Linked DNA regions of Mus musculus: region 2 is linked to region 1. A link is a contact called in ENCODE Hi-C or POLR2A ChIA-PET data. All regions are on one chromosome and are shown on one strand. The core of a region is the stretch at or near the end of the contact, and the rest is flanking DNA. Distances in the headings are between cores, read along the strand shown.

Region 1 (6,540 bases), core at 2,757-5,256:
GCCCTCATAAAATGAATGGAGGCTACCAAGACCTCCGTGCTCATCCTCTCAGAGCTCCAGTCTCCCTACATTCTCCCATGGCTTATGTTGCACAATGTCCTTAGACATTTTCCCAGAAGAGATACCCACAGAATTCTATCACTAAACTTAACTTTAAAAATTAAAAACTCCAGCAGAAGTCAATTGTTGTTCCTATGACAGGTAACACCCTAAGAGATTCAAGGCAACTGGCTCAAATGGCTATAATCTTACCAGATCTATCCTCTGGGTCTTCCTCTTCAGACAGCCCCTCTGTTTCCTCCCCATCTGTGTCATCATCCTGCTCACTGCCTGTATCATCTTCAGAGTCTCCACTTTGGCCATTGCTGCTTTCTTCTAGATCACAAGGTAAAAGCACAGGCCCCAAAGGGCAGTGTCAAAGCAGGGAGCCAAAGCTGCTCTGGGAATATACAGGTCTACAACACCAGGCTACCCTGGTTGGGGTCGGGAGGGAGAGGAGGGGTTAGGGGCTGGCTAGAGAGATATAAAATGGGGAGCCATGTGTCATCTTACTCTGTATTTATGTTGCTAGCATTAAAAATAAGACAAGGTGGCTTGAAATACAGCTCAGCTAGTAGTGTGCACGCCTAGTATGATCAAGCCCTGGGTGCACCACCCAGCACCACCCAGCGCCCAGCACAGCGGTGCACATCTGTAACCGCAGCGTTGGTTTGAGAGGCAGAGGCACGGGGTCAGAAGCTCACGACCGTCCTCAGCAGGCCTCTGGGCCACAGGAGCCCAGGCAAAACTAAAACAAATCAATGAAAACCATGCATTCCCCTGTCTGGAGGTTTAGTCAGGAGGACCGCAGCTAGAAGCCATCCTATTCTACACAGCAAGACCCTGTTCCAAAAACTAGAGCCCCACAGCAGTCTTACTAAGCATGCACAAAGCTTTAGGTTCTATCCCTAATCCTCCCTCCTCACAAAAAGATGGAACACAATGACATGTGATTGTAGTCTTAGCTACCCGCACTTTGGGAGGCTGAGCTGGGCTGATCACACGAGTCAAGGGTTCAAGGACAGTCTGAACCACACCATCTTAAAAACAAGACAAAACAAAAAAAGCAAACAAAAAGACTGAATGTGCCGGGCGTGGTGGCGCACGCCTTTAATCCCAGCACTCGGGAGGCAGAGGCAGGCGGATTTCTGAGTTCGAGGCCAGCCTGGTCTACAGAGTGAGTTCCAGGACAGCCAGGGCTATACAGAGAAACCCTGTCTCGAAAAACCAAAAAAAAAAAAAAAAAAAAAAAAACTGAATGTACTATACTTCTATAACAATTTTTTTTAAGGTTAAAAGTGAAAGCTGACATTTAAGCTCCCAAGAGGAGCTTAGTAACCTGGAGAAAGCACCAGGTGCTATTCCTTTGCAGACACCCTGCCAGCATTGGGGTGTGGCAGTGGGGTGCTTACCAGCATCACTGGCCAGTTCTGAGGAGCCAACCCGTGGGGGTCCATCTGGCCCAGGGCTGTGCGCCACAAGCTCATCCAAGTTGTCGTCATCCATGGCTGCACATTGGAGTTCACCTCTGAAAGAGACCAGAACCAAATAACTCCAACCTTCCCTGGCTACAGAGCCCACTCTAAAAGGTGCCATTCCCAATAGGGACCTCCCTGGTGGCCTAAGCACTGTCACACATGTAGAATCTGAGCTGTGAGACACAACACACAGTACCCTAGTCATAGAGCCATGTGCAAATATAAAACATAAAATACATCTTCATAAGAGACAGTGACTAGTTTCCAGAACCAAATGCAAAGCAGGGTCTTCGTGCCTGAGGACTAGCAATGCTCTCACCCAAGCATTCCTGAAGAGTCCTAATACAGAAATGAACCAGACAGACATATGCGCTGAAACAGAGCAGCACTTTTCACCTGAGAGCCGGTCATCACGAGGACTCCAGTGGTGAGTCGCCCATTTGCCTGTCACTAAGTGGGCATGTCACTCTTGGCCAATGCTGGCCCACTGGCCTCTGCTCAGCTGGCCACCATCAGATTATAAACCTCAGATGAAGTTCCTGGGGACTATGGCATTCCTGTGGCCCAGGCTGAAAGGCAGAAGATGCTGGGCTGTCCCTCTCCTGACTTTGTCAGCTGGAACACCTGCTAGTCCTCCTTTGCAAGCCTGTAAGAACAATGTTTAAAAGACTTCCTGTCTTCACTCTTCTGACTTTGAGGCCAGTCTGGTCTACAGAGCAAGTTCCAGGATAGCCAGGCCTACACAGAGAAACCCTGCCTCAAAAACAAAAGAGAGAGAGCCAGGGAGTTGTGGCACACCTTTAATCCCAGCACTTGTGAGGCAGAGACAGGCGGATTCTAAGTTTGGGACCAGCCTTGTCTACAGAATGAGTTCCAGGACAGCCAGGGAGACACTGAGAAACCCTGTCTCAGAAACAAACAAACAAAACAAAAAACAAAAGAGAGAAAGAAGGATCATAAATGTCACTAGATATGACCTTCCTTCTGTACCAAGCTCTAGTTCCCCAAATAAGAACCTATTCATATATGTGGTCTTTACTCCTCTGTGCCACCTAACTTTCCCAGTTACTTCCAGAGGAAGCCCCTTTCACAGAAAATTCATTCAAAAACTCACTAGCCTATCCTGTGGTACCCTATGCTTCCCACCAAACCTAATGTCCACAGTCAGAGAAAAACAAAACAAAACAAAACAGCATAAGAAAGCTGAAAAATAGGGCTCAAGATCAGGGGCCCCAGATCCTAGAGGTCCATCGGCCTCAAGAACACACAGGCTATCCACTCAAAGCCACAGGGAAGGGCGAAACCCTTCTCCAAGAGGTCAAAGGCCAGGAGAAGAGCTGATGGTCTCTAAACACAGAGGGCATAACTTAAGGAATGTCAATTGTCACATGTTGCTCCTGCCTGGGAACAGTAAAGGGAGAAGAGTTCTGATAAACTATCTTACGTCTACCTGGTGCTCAGAGAATTTGCCACAGACTCCTGCTGAAACACACCGTCTCTGATATTAGAAAATGCAGACTGAGATAGACACAGAGCTTTGGCCCATTCATGACGGGGACCTCGGTCATGGTCCCAGTTTTCAGAAAAGAGGAGCTATAAGGAACTCTGTGAACCTCACTCACACAAGTCTTGGCTTTCTCTCAGTGCTGAGTGACGCCACAGGTTGCCCTTTTCACTCAGCATTCTTCCCAGAGGAATGAGTATAGAGTGGTCTATGGGGAGAAAGGAGGAATGCCGAGCTGCAAGTCAATCTCAAACTCCAACTGTGCTTCCAACCACTGGCCAAGATGACAGTCGCCAGACACGTTACTGTTTTCTGTTGCAGAGTACTCCTTTCAAGACACGATGGGAGCAACCCGGGGTTCAAACACAAGACAGGAAGACAGGTTTGAAAGCAATGTTGGCTCTGCCACTCTGCAGCGATGTAACACTGACAAGTGACTTTACCTCTCCGAACTATGGCTGTAAAGCTCCGACAGTGGTGCCTACTCGAGAATGCTGGGAGGGCTCCTCGAACTAAGGAAAACGATAATCGCGACATCAAGCACAATTTGGGCAAGTTCAGATGGTGCTGGCCAGGGCGAGGGCCATCAGGACAGAAAACCAGGTAGCTAGGGGTCACACCTTTCTTATGCACCAGTCCAGGTTCCCGCATGACCAGACAGGTGGCCGGCACCACGCCCATGGGCCTCCCGGTCGCAGCCGGACGTTCCGGGGCTCAGCTCGAGGCCTCAGCCACCCTCTCGTCCTCCGGACCGACCCGCGGCCAGAGCGACGTAGGCCTAGCCGGCCCGGAAGGCCACAGACAAAGCGTACGGCCACCATAGGTGGCCCGCGCGGCCGGACGCGACAGGGACACCGGGCCAGAGCGGCTACCGCACGTACCCGGGAACCTCGCGCCTCCCGGACGCTCCTAGACGATCCCGCCTCTGTCCGAACACGACCGCAAGTAGGCCGGTCAGCCGCCGCCGCCGTCGCCGCGCGCTCCCCGACCCGGAAGTGCACCCATACTCTTCCGGAACTTTCTGCCCTGCCCGTTGGTGGAAACTACTAAGGCCAAAACGGGGAGGAACTCGCGGCGGAGGATGACGAGACGTTAGCGCGTCCCCTTCCTCTCAGAACACCGACTAGCCCATCACAAGTACTGTCAGAGGAGAGCAGTGTTTTGCTGAGCGTGTGCTGTCCGAGCTCTCACCAGTGCACTAAACCAGGCTGTGGGTCTCACCTCCATGCAGTTGGTACAGTCCGACTCCCCATCCGCCGCGATGAATGGGAGCGGCCCCGGGACCACGTCTCCGCCCACAACCGTCCCGCCCTCCCGTGAGCGCCTCCTCCTGGTGGCTGGACTTAACTGCAGCCCGCGGCTGGAGGAGCGCTAGAGAAAAGCTTCAGGATGTCCCCTGGGTCTTCAGGTTCCCTTCCAGTATGCAGTTAATCATGATGGATCCTGTATATACGAGCTCCTCCGTCCCCTTCAGCCCGGCGAGGAGAGGCACAGTAACTTGTGAACACCGTGAAGAACTTAATTGTATGGCACAGATAATTAATAGAAAGAACAGAACTAGAGGTTACCGCCTGGCAGTAGGACACTTTCTTGCCTAGTACGCATAAAGGCCTGGTGAGAGGGGTCAAAGTATGGAGCATAATAGGATTAGGGGAAGAACCATGAGAGGACTCAGGGAAAATTCAGACCCACAAAACTGAGACTGACCTAGAGGCTGAGGGGATCAGAGGACACTGAGGTACTAAACAGGTGGCAATCATGGCTCACTGGACTCAACTGCCCATTTTGTGGTCCAGGGACCACTGTGGCTCAGAAGGGATGGCTTTTGATAGGAATAGAAGACAGACTGTAGCCGGGCAGTGGTGGTGCACGCTTTTAATCCCAGCACTTGGGATGCAGAGGCAGGCAGGCGGGTTTCTGAGTTCAAGGCCAGCCTGGTCTTCAGAGTGAGTTCCAGGACAGCCAGGGCTATACAGAGAAACCCTGTCTCGAAAACAACAAGAACAACAACAAAAAAAAAAAAGGAAAGAAAGAAAGAAAGAAAGAAAGAAAGAAAGAAAGAAAGAAAAAAAAAAAAAGAAAAGAAAAGAAAAGAAAAAGAAAGGAGGAGAAGACAGACTGTAGATTTACTGAGAAACTGGATGAGAGGGGCAGGGAGGAGAGGGAAGGAAGAATATGAAGATGAGGAGATAGGAGTCTACTTAGAAGAGGGAAAGCTAGGGTTATCCCCAGAGAGCAGAGGACAAAAGGCTGCCTTGGAGATAAAATGTGGTGGTAGTGGGGACCAGCTTTGGAACCTGGGACTTTCAGTGCTAAAAAGTCCAGATTCTACAAAGAAACTCAAGGGTAGGGTACTGAAGAAAACAAGAAAAGGAGAAGCAAACACATACATCAAGAAGGGATCTGGGGCTGGACAGGGTGACATAACCTTTACTCTCAGAAGAGACAGGCGGACCAGTGTGAGTTCAAGGCTAGCCTGGAGCACATAGCAAGTTCCAGAACAGCCAGAGCTACAAAGAGACCCTCTTTGTCTCAAAGGAAAGAAAGGACCTGGGAGCAGGGGGGTGGTTAAGATGGAGGGGTGCTTGACTGGCATGCCCAGAGCCATGGGTTCATCCCTGGCACAAAATAAATTAGATATGGAAGCATAGGCAAGATTATATAGAAGGTCATCCTTGCATACACAGGGAGTTCAAAAACAGTCTAGACTACATGAGACTCTTAACTCAAAAACGATGGGGCTGGGAGTAAGGCCCATCTGAGACTCTGAGAGTATCAGTCTTGGAGGAAGTATAGAGAAACTCAGAAGACTGAACAGGAAAGGCCAGCATGGTAACTATGCAGTAAATTCGCTGATTTGCTGGGAAGAGAACGATAAGTAGAATTAGCTAAGAAGAGGAAATTTAAAGGAGTTTAAAAAGGAGAAATATTGTGGCTGAAAGATGGTTCAGAGGTTAAGAGCATTGGCTGCTCTTCCAGAGGTCCTGAGTTCGATTCCCAGCAACCACAAGTTGACTCACAACCATCTATAATGAGATATGGCGCCCTCTTCTGGCCTGTAGACATACATGCAGACAGAATTAGGTATACACAATAAGTCTTTTTTTAAAAAAAAGGAAAATTATCAATATTCCTAATGGTGGGTTTAGAGAGGTGGTTGCTACTCTTCCAGAGAACCAGAGTTCAATCCCCAGCACCCGCATGGTGGCTCTCAACCGTCTTCAACTCCAGCTCCAAGAGATTCAATGCCTCTGGCCTCTGAGGGCACCTGCTCTTGTGTATATGCCCACATACAAACACAGAACTAATAACTTTAAAAATATTGTTACTGCTTGGAAGTAAAGAAAAAAGGACGGTGTCAGAAACAGTTCCCTTGGAACACGTCCTGTCCTCCCTTTTCTGTGAACCATTCAATTGCATGCAGATGGAGGAGGATCTAGACTCAGGTACTTTAGACCATCACTTGTGTAGCTTGAGGTTAGCTCCCCATCCTCTTTGTGACTTAGTATCTATATTAGT
Region 2 (7,578 bases), core at 3,030-5,529, 35 kb after region 1:
CTAGCTGTGACAGTCATAGGGGCATGGGTGTGACCAGCGGCTCTCACCGAAGTTCCCCAGGCTGTTCTTACGGGTGTCCACACACATCTCCAGCACCCTCACCAGTTGGAGGTCATCTACCTGGGCCAGGGCCTGCTGCAGAAATCATCAGGTGTCACTCCAGGTTCTCTCCATGCTCTTGGCTGAGGACTCTGTAAAGGTGCCTACTGGAGCAGGTGGAGGCCACCTCCACCTCATCCAAGTTGGGCTTTCCATAAGAGTTTGGCTGGTGGGCATGATGTGAGCAGAGACTGTAACTGTTTGACTATCAGGGAAGGAGTGCTGCCAGGGAAGGGCCTGTACTTGGGGTGCCAGTCTCCAGATGAGATCTTCAGAACAGACCCAACAATGCAGCTGGAGCCCAGAGGCCTGCTGAGCAGCATCCAGCCGCTGCATACTGGGCCAGAGGACATACAAAAACACTCATGCTGGAAGTCAAGGCATGGGGGCCTACTGGTCTGTCTGTTCTTGTAGATGGACTAGACAAGACACTCGTGTGTGTGAAATGCTGCCATGGTCTCTTAGAACTGGGCCACGCACGCTACAGCACCAGTGGATACCTTGGGGAGCACATGCAGGCTCTGGCCTAGCAGGCTAACCAGTTATTCTGAGGAGGTCCTGGGTGATAGCATCCATCAAGATTCTCTCCTTCGTGGTTGCCCACTATGCATAAGTTGCAAACTCTTAAGTACTGAGAGCATCAGTGGCACCCAGGTGGACTCTATAAAGCCTTAGACTCAGGGATGAGGTGAACCAATGGGCTCTCACACTAGATTTGGAGGAAAGGCTTTACCTGCTGCCAATGTAGTCAGTGTACCAAGGTCAGACCCTGCCTCAGGCAGGTTGAGAGGAGACAGGAACTCTAGCCTTGGTAGGGGGCCATGGACCCCAGTTGCCCTCCCAGCATCCCATTATGCCACCTCTTTGTCCTCCCTGTTGCAATATTAGTTCTTGAGTAAAGGACTTCTTGTCAGCTTGAGTACAGGCCTCAGCCAATAGTTATGGAATCCTGGCCCAACAGTGCCATTTGTGATAATGCCTGGGGATGCTTGCGTCTGTCACTTGGGGGTTACTGGCAGGGACTCTAAGGGTAGAAAGGCAGGGAGAACTAGTGGAGGGAAAGCTAGATATAGGCAGAAAGGGTACCAAGATGTCACTTCATGCAGACCCATGGCAGAGCCTCAGGCCCCAATCACTTACCAGTCGAGCAGGGGATAGGCGCTCCTCCACCCACCGCTCCCTATGGATATCCCCATGGCTGCCCAGTCTCTTGTTTTGTGGGTGGGGGTTGTTTAGGCCCTGCCAGCTCAGCTCCCGTACCCGGATACTAGCTGTGCCTGGTCGAGACCCCTGGGATCCATCCCAGGCTGGGTCCATCCAAGTCCAACCTGTTAAGAGAAGCAGAGGGCCAAGTCTCCTTTACAAGATTCTAGTTCACAACAATGGCCCACAAAGCCATGACATTAACTCTGATCTTCCATCAGCCTCCCATTTCCCAGCCTGATTGGACCTGCTCTGAGGGGCCCCAGGCAATGTCAGTGGTCTAGATAACTGGATAGCACACATACCCCGCCCTAGCTTCTGTTCAGTTTTTTTTTTTTTTCCAATTTGGCTGATACCGTCCCTTTGCTTCTCTATTTTTAAAAAGAGATGTATGTATCCATTTTACAATTTGTGTGTGTGTGTGTGTGTGTGTGTGTGTATGTGGAGGCCAGAGAACAACTTTGGGTGCCATTCCTGGGGTGCCATCTTCTTCTTTTGAGATAAGGTTTCTCACTGGCCTGGGACTCACCAAGTAAGCTAAGCTTTGTCTCCACAGTGCTGGGATTATAAGCTCACACTACCATGCCTGGCATTTTGTATGATAATTTTGGGGATCAAGCTCAGGTCTTCATGTAGACAAAGCAATCAATTTGCTGTCTGAGCTATCTCCTTGGCCCCTGGTTCTATATTTGTTTCCCACACTGTCCACACAATGAGCACCGGCTCCAAGCTCCAAGCTTTGCTGTCTGGGGGCATCACAAAGGCTGTGAGTTGAGGCTGGAAAGCTAGCTCAGTGGTTTAGAGCACTTGCTCCTTTTACAGAGGACCTATGTTTGATTCCTAGCATCCATGATGGGTGGCTCCACATACACACACACACACACACACACACACAGACACACACACACACACGCTTATAAGATAAAGATTTTTTTAAAAGGCTGTGAGGCTAGGGATACTGTACAAGATGCCTGTAGTGACCAGCAGCAAGTGGCTACTGACAGTTCCCTGAGCTGCCCCTGACAATGGTTGTGGATCTGCCTTCATTAATGGTTTCATGAGTCTAAGTTTAGGATCAAGATAGCAGGCATTACCTCCAACCATCCACACAGTCTTCTGACTAAGTACCTGAAGGTAGCCGGCTCCTGCTGTAGGTCAAACATCCGGGCAAGGGGGCCACATGTGTCTACATGTAACACCTGTAAAAGAGAATTAGATTAGCTTCCTGGTTAGATCACTGTACTCTGTGGTACCTGAGCTGGCCAAGGTCACAGTATCCAGAAACAAGCAGGTACAAGAATGGGGGAGATGTTAGGTGGAGGCCTGGCCCTGAACTCCCTGTAACCATTCTAATGGAGGATAAAGCTTCTACAATGAGGATTCAGCCAGGGTCCCTCTTGGTCACCCAATGCAAATAAAGACATGATCCAAGTCCTACTTCTACTCCCAGAGGGGAGCCTGGGAATGCTCTTGTCAATCATCTGTGGGCCCGCCTCTCCTGCAGGCACTCCTTCCCATACTTTTTTTTCAGGTGCCTCTACACCTCTGGTAGGAAGTGCATAAACTGTTTCTCCTTAAAGATACAGAGGTCTGTGTTTGGCCCTAGATCTTATACTCAAGAGACAATGGCTAAGGTAAGAACTCTGTTCAGAACATTAAGTATATCCTTTCTTCTTAGTCCTCCTCCGTGGCCTCCATGCAGGTTTGGCCGACCCCTAACTCCTGTACTTCCTGCCGTTCCCAGATACATTTCTCTAGTTAGAGTGATCCCCTTCCACTGCACTTCATGACTTATTGCTTACTCTGTCCTGTATGTCTTGTCCCACAGACGTGGGTCGCCCAGGATCCCCCTAGCACAAAGGACATGGAGAGGAGGTGCTAGGCTCTCACCTGAGGGGTGGGCCAGAGTGCCCAAGACTTGGGGCGCAGCACTAGGCCCCTCCACCGCGGCGGTCGCTCTCTCAGGTGAGGGCTTTTTTTTTTAATTATTATTTTTACCACCGCGATGGGGTTGCAGGCCTGGCGCCATGGCAACGGGGGCGGGGCTCATTTGAATACCCAAATATTCGTGAGCCGCGGGCATCCGGGGCTTCGGTAAGATGAGCCCCGCCCCCTAGCAACGGTTGCCGGGACACGCGGCAGATCCGGTGGAAATGCTCCCTAGAGTAAGAGACAAGCCGGACGGCTGAACGCAGTGAAGGCACTCACGGTGGTTCAGAGAGCCGTCCGTGAGAGGCTTCTGGCCAGCTCTCGGTTATCTGCCTGCTAGATGAATAGAACAAGCCGAGCTTGCACCCCGGGCGGCGACCGGGGTGAGCGTGCAACCCCAGGCCTGCACGACCTGAGTAAAAGCCTGAGTTTTTCTGAGGACGTGCTTATTCGTTTCTTTGAAATTTCAAAAAGTGTTGAAAACATGTCATTTGCGTCTGACACAGATGTACCCTACTTGCTTGAGTGGGTGGAACACTTCATTTCGCCCCAATACCAACTTTTCTGACTTTCGGGGTCGTTCTTCAAATGGACGCAGTATGAGCTTCTGCAGTGTTGGGACCTCGAGTTTGAGAGCGGTAGGGGGGTCTTCTCCAAAACACGAAGAGCGCGGTGTGATGGGCCGACGCTGCCCCAGGATGGAGCCTTTGCTCCACCTCGACCTACGAGAACAGGCAGCTAGGGGTTCCGGCGAACTCTGTCTTCCTCTGTTATTCCGCGTCCGCGGTGCTGACTGTCCCCGACACCAATACCCGGTCGGGATGACCTTTCCACTCGTGGGCCTTTGGGCCTTTGGTGAGGCTGCAGGGTGGAGGCTCTGTAGTAGGTCCTCAACGCAACCCGAGCGTGCACCAGTTTCTCTCCGGAGAAATCCCGGGCTCGTAAGCACGGTCTCGGTCTGTCTCTTCTGCACCTAGGCACTAGACATCACTGTTGAGTGCAGGACCCAAGTTCCGGCACTGCCTTCCCCGCGGCTCCAGGAAGCCCCGCCCAGCTTCGGCTTCTGACGGATGGGTTGCTCAGCCAACCACAACAGGTCGCGGTGCGGAGGAGTTCGACCAATCACGGGCCGCCTCGAGTTGACGGACGGGCGTGGGGCGGAGCGGGGCGGGGCGAGCGCGGGCCCGGCCAAGTCCCCGCCGTCCGCTCCCGGCGCCCGCAGCCCGAGCCGCACCCGCCGCGGACGGAGCTCATGCGCGGGCCCAGCCGGCGCCCGTCCGCGCCCCCGCCCTGCCCCGGCCCCGGCCCCGGCCCCGGGGGCAGTCGCGCCAGCAAGCGGTGAGTGCGGGCACGGGGTGGGGCGCGGGGCGCAGGTGATCGGTGCTTCCTTGCTCCTCTCGGCCCGGCAGCGTGCCTAGCGTCCGGCTGCCCGCCTCTGCGGCCGGACTCGCTCTGCCTGTGGCCGTCCTCCCAGCGAGGCGCCGCCCGGGCCTCCGGAGACTCTGCGCCCCGCGGCCATCACGCTCGGGCCTCGGGGCCACAAGGACACCCGCGTTGGGCCCCAACCAGGGCCTTCTGCTCCCAGCCATCCCTCGCGTTCCTGTAGTCACCTGCTTCCCACACCCTCAGCCGTTTTTCCCCCCCTCTGTGAAAGCTCCCTGGCCCCTTGTGGAAGGTTTGTCTTAGTGGAGGGCAGGGTCCTTCTCCAGCCACCCTCCCCCCGCTGCCGGGACCGCGCCTGGCATGCAGTAGGCGCTCAGTAAATAGTTGTAGGTTGCACCCACATGCCGGCGGGCCAGAGCCGGTTGTAGGCTGGCATTGGCCTGCCTGGGCACGCCGAGGCCGCCGTGGCAGGACCTGTTTTTTGGGGGGTGGCCTCAGCCCTCAGGCGCCTCCAGTTGAGGGTTTCTGCCTACCTAGCGACTTCTAATTTGGGTGCGTGGTTGGGAGAAGCTCTCAGCTGTCAGCCCTGCCTTGGGGGCCTCTCCCTGCTTCCTCACACAGCCATTAAGTGCTGTTTGAGGAGGTTGGGGGGTGGGGGTGGGGTCCTCCCTTTTCAAGCTGAAGGTGCCACAGGTGATCAACTGGGCCACTGGCAGGCCTGCCTGCTCAATGCTGGAGAGGGCCCTTGGGTCAGGCATCTATTAGCCGTCTCAAGTGGCAAGGGCCTTGGCTAAGTGTGCTTCTCATTGGCAGGTGGGGCAGGAGCTCCTGGATTGGCAGCCGCTGTAGAAGCTATGACAGAATACAAGCTTGTGGTGGTGGGCGCTGGAGGCGTGGGAAAGAGTGCCCTGACCATCCAGCTGATCCAGAACCACTTTGTGGACGAGTATGATCCCACTATAGAGGTGAGCTCTGCCTACCTGCCAGAGGTGGGCTGTGGCAGTGGTCATGGGTAAATGACCAAACAGCCCAGGTCTTGTAGGTGTTATGGGGTATGATCCATCAGGGTATGAGAGGTGCAAGGGTGTAGGCTGGTTCTGTGGATTCTCTGGTCTGAGGAGAGGTGAGACCCCACCCCCACCCCCCACCCCCACTAAGCCGTGTTGTTTTGCAGGACTCCTACCGGAAACAGGTGGTCATTGATGGGGAGACATGTCTACTGGACATCTTAGACACAGCAGGTCAAGAAGAGTATAGTGCCATGCGGGACCAGTACATGCGCACAGGGGAGGGCTTCCTCTGTGTATTTGCCATCAACAACACCAAGTCCTTCGAGGACATCCATCAGTACAGGTGAGCCACCTATGGCTAGCCCGTGAGCCCGTGGCACACGTGAGGAAGGTTCCGTGTGCACACTGAGGCTTTATGTCTTTTTTTGAATGTCCTGGACACAGTCATGCCTGCAGCCTGCTAGCTGGCTCATATCCACCCCATCCCCCTCCAGGGAGCAGATCAAGCGGGTGAAAGATTCAGATGATGTGCCAATGGTGCTGGTGGGCAACAAGTGTGACCTGGCTGCTCGCACTGTTGAGTCTCGGCAGGCCCAGGACCTTGCTCGCAGCTATGGCATCCCCTACATTGAAACATCAGCCAAGACCCGGCAGGTGAGCCTGTTTCCCTCTCCACAGCTAGTCAAGGATTTACCGCACCCCACCCCAGCCAGGGAGCAGAGCTCATTGCCGCTCTCCCTCAACACAGGGCAGCCGCTCTGGCTCCAGCTCCGGGACCCTCTGGGATCCCCCCTCCCCCGGGACCCATGTGACCCAGCGGCCCTCAAGCTGTAAGTCTCCCAGACCGCAGGGCTGTGAGGGAGGCAAGGGCCAGGGTCTGGGCTTATGCCCTGCAGTTCTGAGTTCACATAGCTCTAGGGCAGGATGGGGTCCCTGGAGAGAGCTGCCCTGAGCCAGGCCGGAGCGGCGACCCAGGGGCCTTAGTTCTTCTTGTCCCCAGTGTCCTGTGGATACTGGCTAGTTTTAAGCCCTTCAGTGTTGTTAGGCTGTTCAACTTGAGACGTACTGGGGGTCTGGGAGAGTCCTGAGTTAAGTGGCTCTGACTTTGAGTGATACTCAGGAGTGAACCCTATTTCAGGAGAGTGGCCTGTGCCTTTTGGATGGCCAGGGCCCAGCTCCCTATTTGTGTTGGTTTTGCAGCTGAGGAAGGGAGCCTCCAGCGTTGGGGTGTGACCTGATCTAGGCAGGGAGTTTCTTACCCAGACAGCACCCCTTTTCTCCCCAGAGTCCTCTCTGATCTAGTCCCTCTGTCCCCAGGGCGTGGAGGATGCCTTCTATACACTAGTCCGTGAGATTCGGCAGCATAAATTGCGGAAACTGAACCCACCCGATGAGAGTGGTCCTGGCTGCATGAGCTGCAAATGTGTGCTGTCCTGACACCAGGTGAGGCAGGGACCAGCGAGACGTCTGGGGCAGTGACCTCAGCTAGCCAGATGAACTTCATATCCACTCTGATGTCCTTGCTCCCCCAATTCTGCCAATCCCCCCCGCCTGCAGTCAGTCATGTCCTTTGTGCCCGTCCCGGCACAGGCTCAGGACATGGAGGTGCCGGATGCAGGGAGGAGGTGCCGACGGAAGGAAGGAAAGAGGCGGGAAGGAAGGAAACGGTGCTGGAGCCAGGCCAGTCCAGGGATGGTGGACAGATGTGACCAAGACCTTCGCATGGACAATTTGAACAGACTGTCATGAACTGTCCCTGTTGCCACTGGCACCCAAGTCCTCCACCCCTCTCAGTTCCCTCCGGGCGCCTGCCTGTGAGGGCACACGTTGCATCACAGTAAATTATTTGATGGTCTTGACTTGTCTCTGGCTGGAAGTAGGAGGTGCACTGCCTGTGGCCTCACAGAAGATGCTGGGCACCTGGGGTCCATCATCTGCCTTGCTCCTGTGCTAG

The links. A loop is a pair of places that touch in the nucleus more often than their neighbours do. ChIA-PET counts read pairs that join two places held with the same protein, here RNA polymerase II (POLR2A).
Region 2: POLR2A ChIA-PET joins it to region 1 with 17 read pairs in Patski. The contact joins the promoter of Lrrc56 here to the promoter of Phrf1 in region 1. A Hi-C loop is called at or near these places in 1 of 37 maps with a recorded cell type or tissue (left cerebral cortex). POLR2A ChIA-PET finds 5 or more read pairs at or near these places in 5 of 5 experiments (Patski and embryonic stem cell).

Annotation. Positions count from the first base shown.
Region 1 is chr7:141,226,254-141,232,793 of GRCm38, reverse strand. Phrf1 (PHD and ring finger domains 1) reads right to left here and starts at 4,006. Exons shown (of 18, transcript NM_001081118.1): 1 at 3,903-4,006; 2 at 1,452-1,567; 3 at 253-375. The coding sequence starts at 1,545. Gm51460 reads left to right here and starts at 3,178. Exons shown (of 1, transcript XM_030243134.1): 1 at 3,178-4,588. The coding sequence starts at 3,583. The coding sequence ends at 4,071.
Region 2 is chr7:141,190,831-141,198,408 of GRCm38, reverse strand. It overlaps Lrrc56 (leucine rich repeat containing 56), which reads right to left and starts at 4,279. Exons shown (of 13, transcript NM_001172064.1): 1 at 3,792-4,279; 2 at 2,431-2,501; 3 at 1,240-1,427; 4 at 48-135. The coding sequence starts at 1,416. It overlaps Hras (Harvey rat sarcoma virus oncogene), which reads left to right and starts at 4,405. Exons shown (of 5, transcript NM_001130443.1): 1 at 4,405-4,569; 2 at 5,428-5,579; 3 at 5,789-5,967; 4 at 6,119-6,278; 5 at 6,942-7,578. The coding sequence starts at 5,469. The coding sequence ends at 7,061.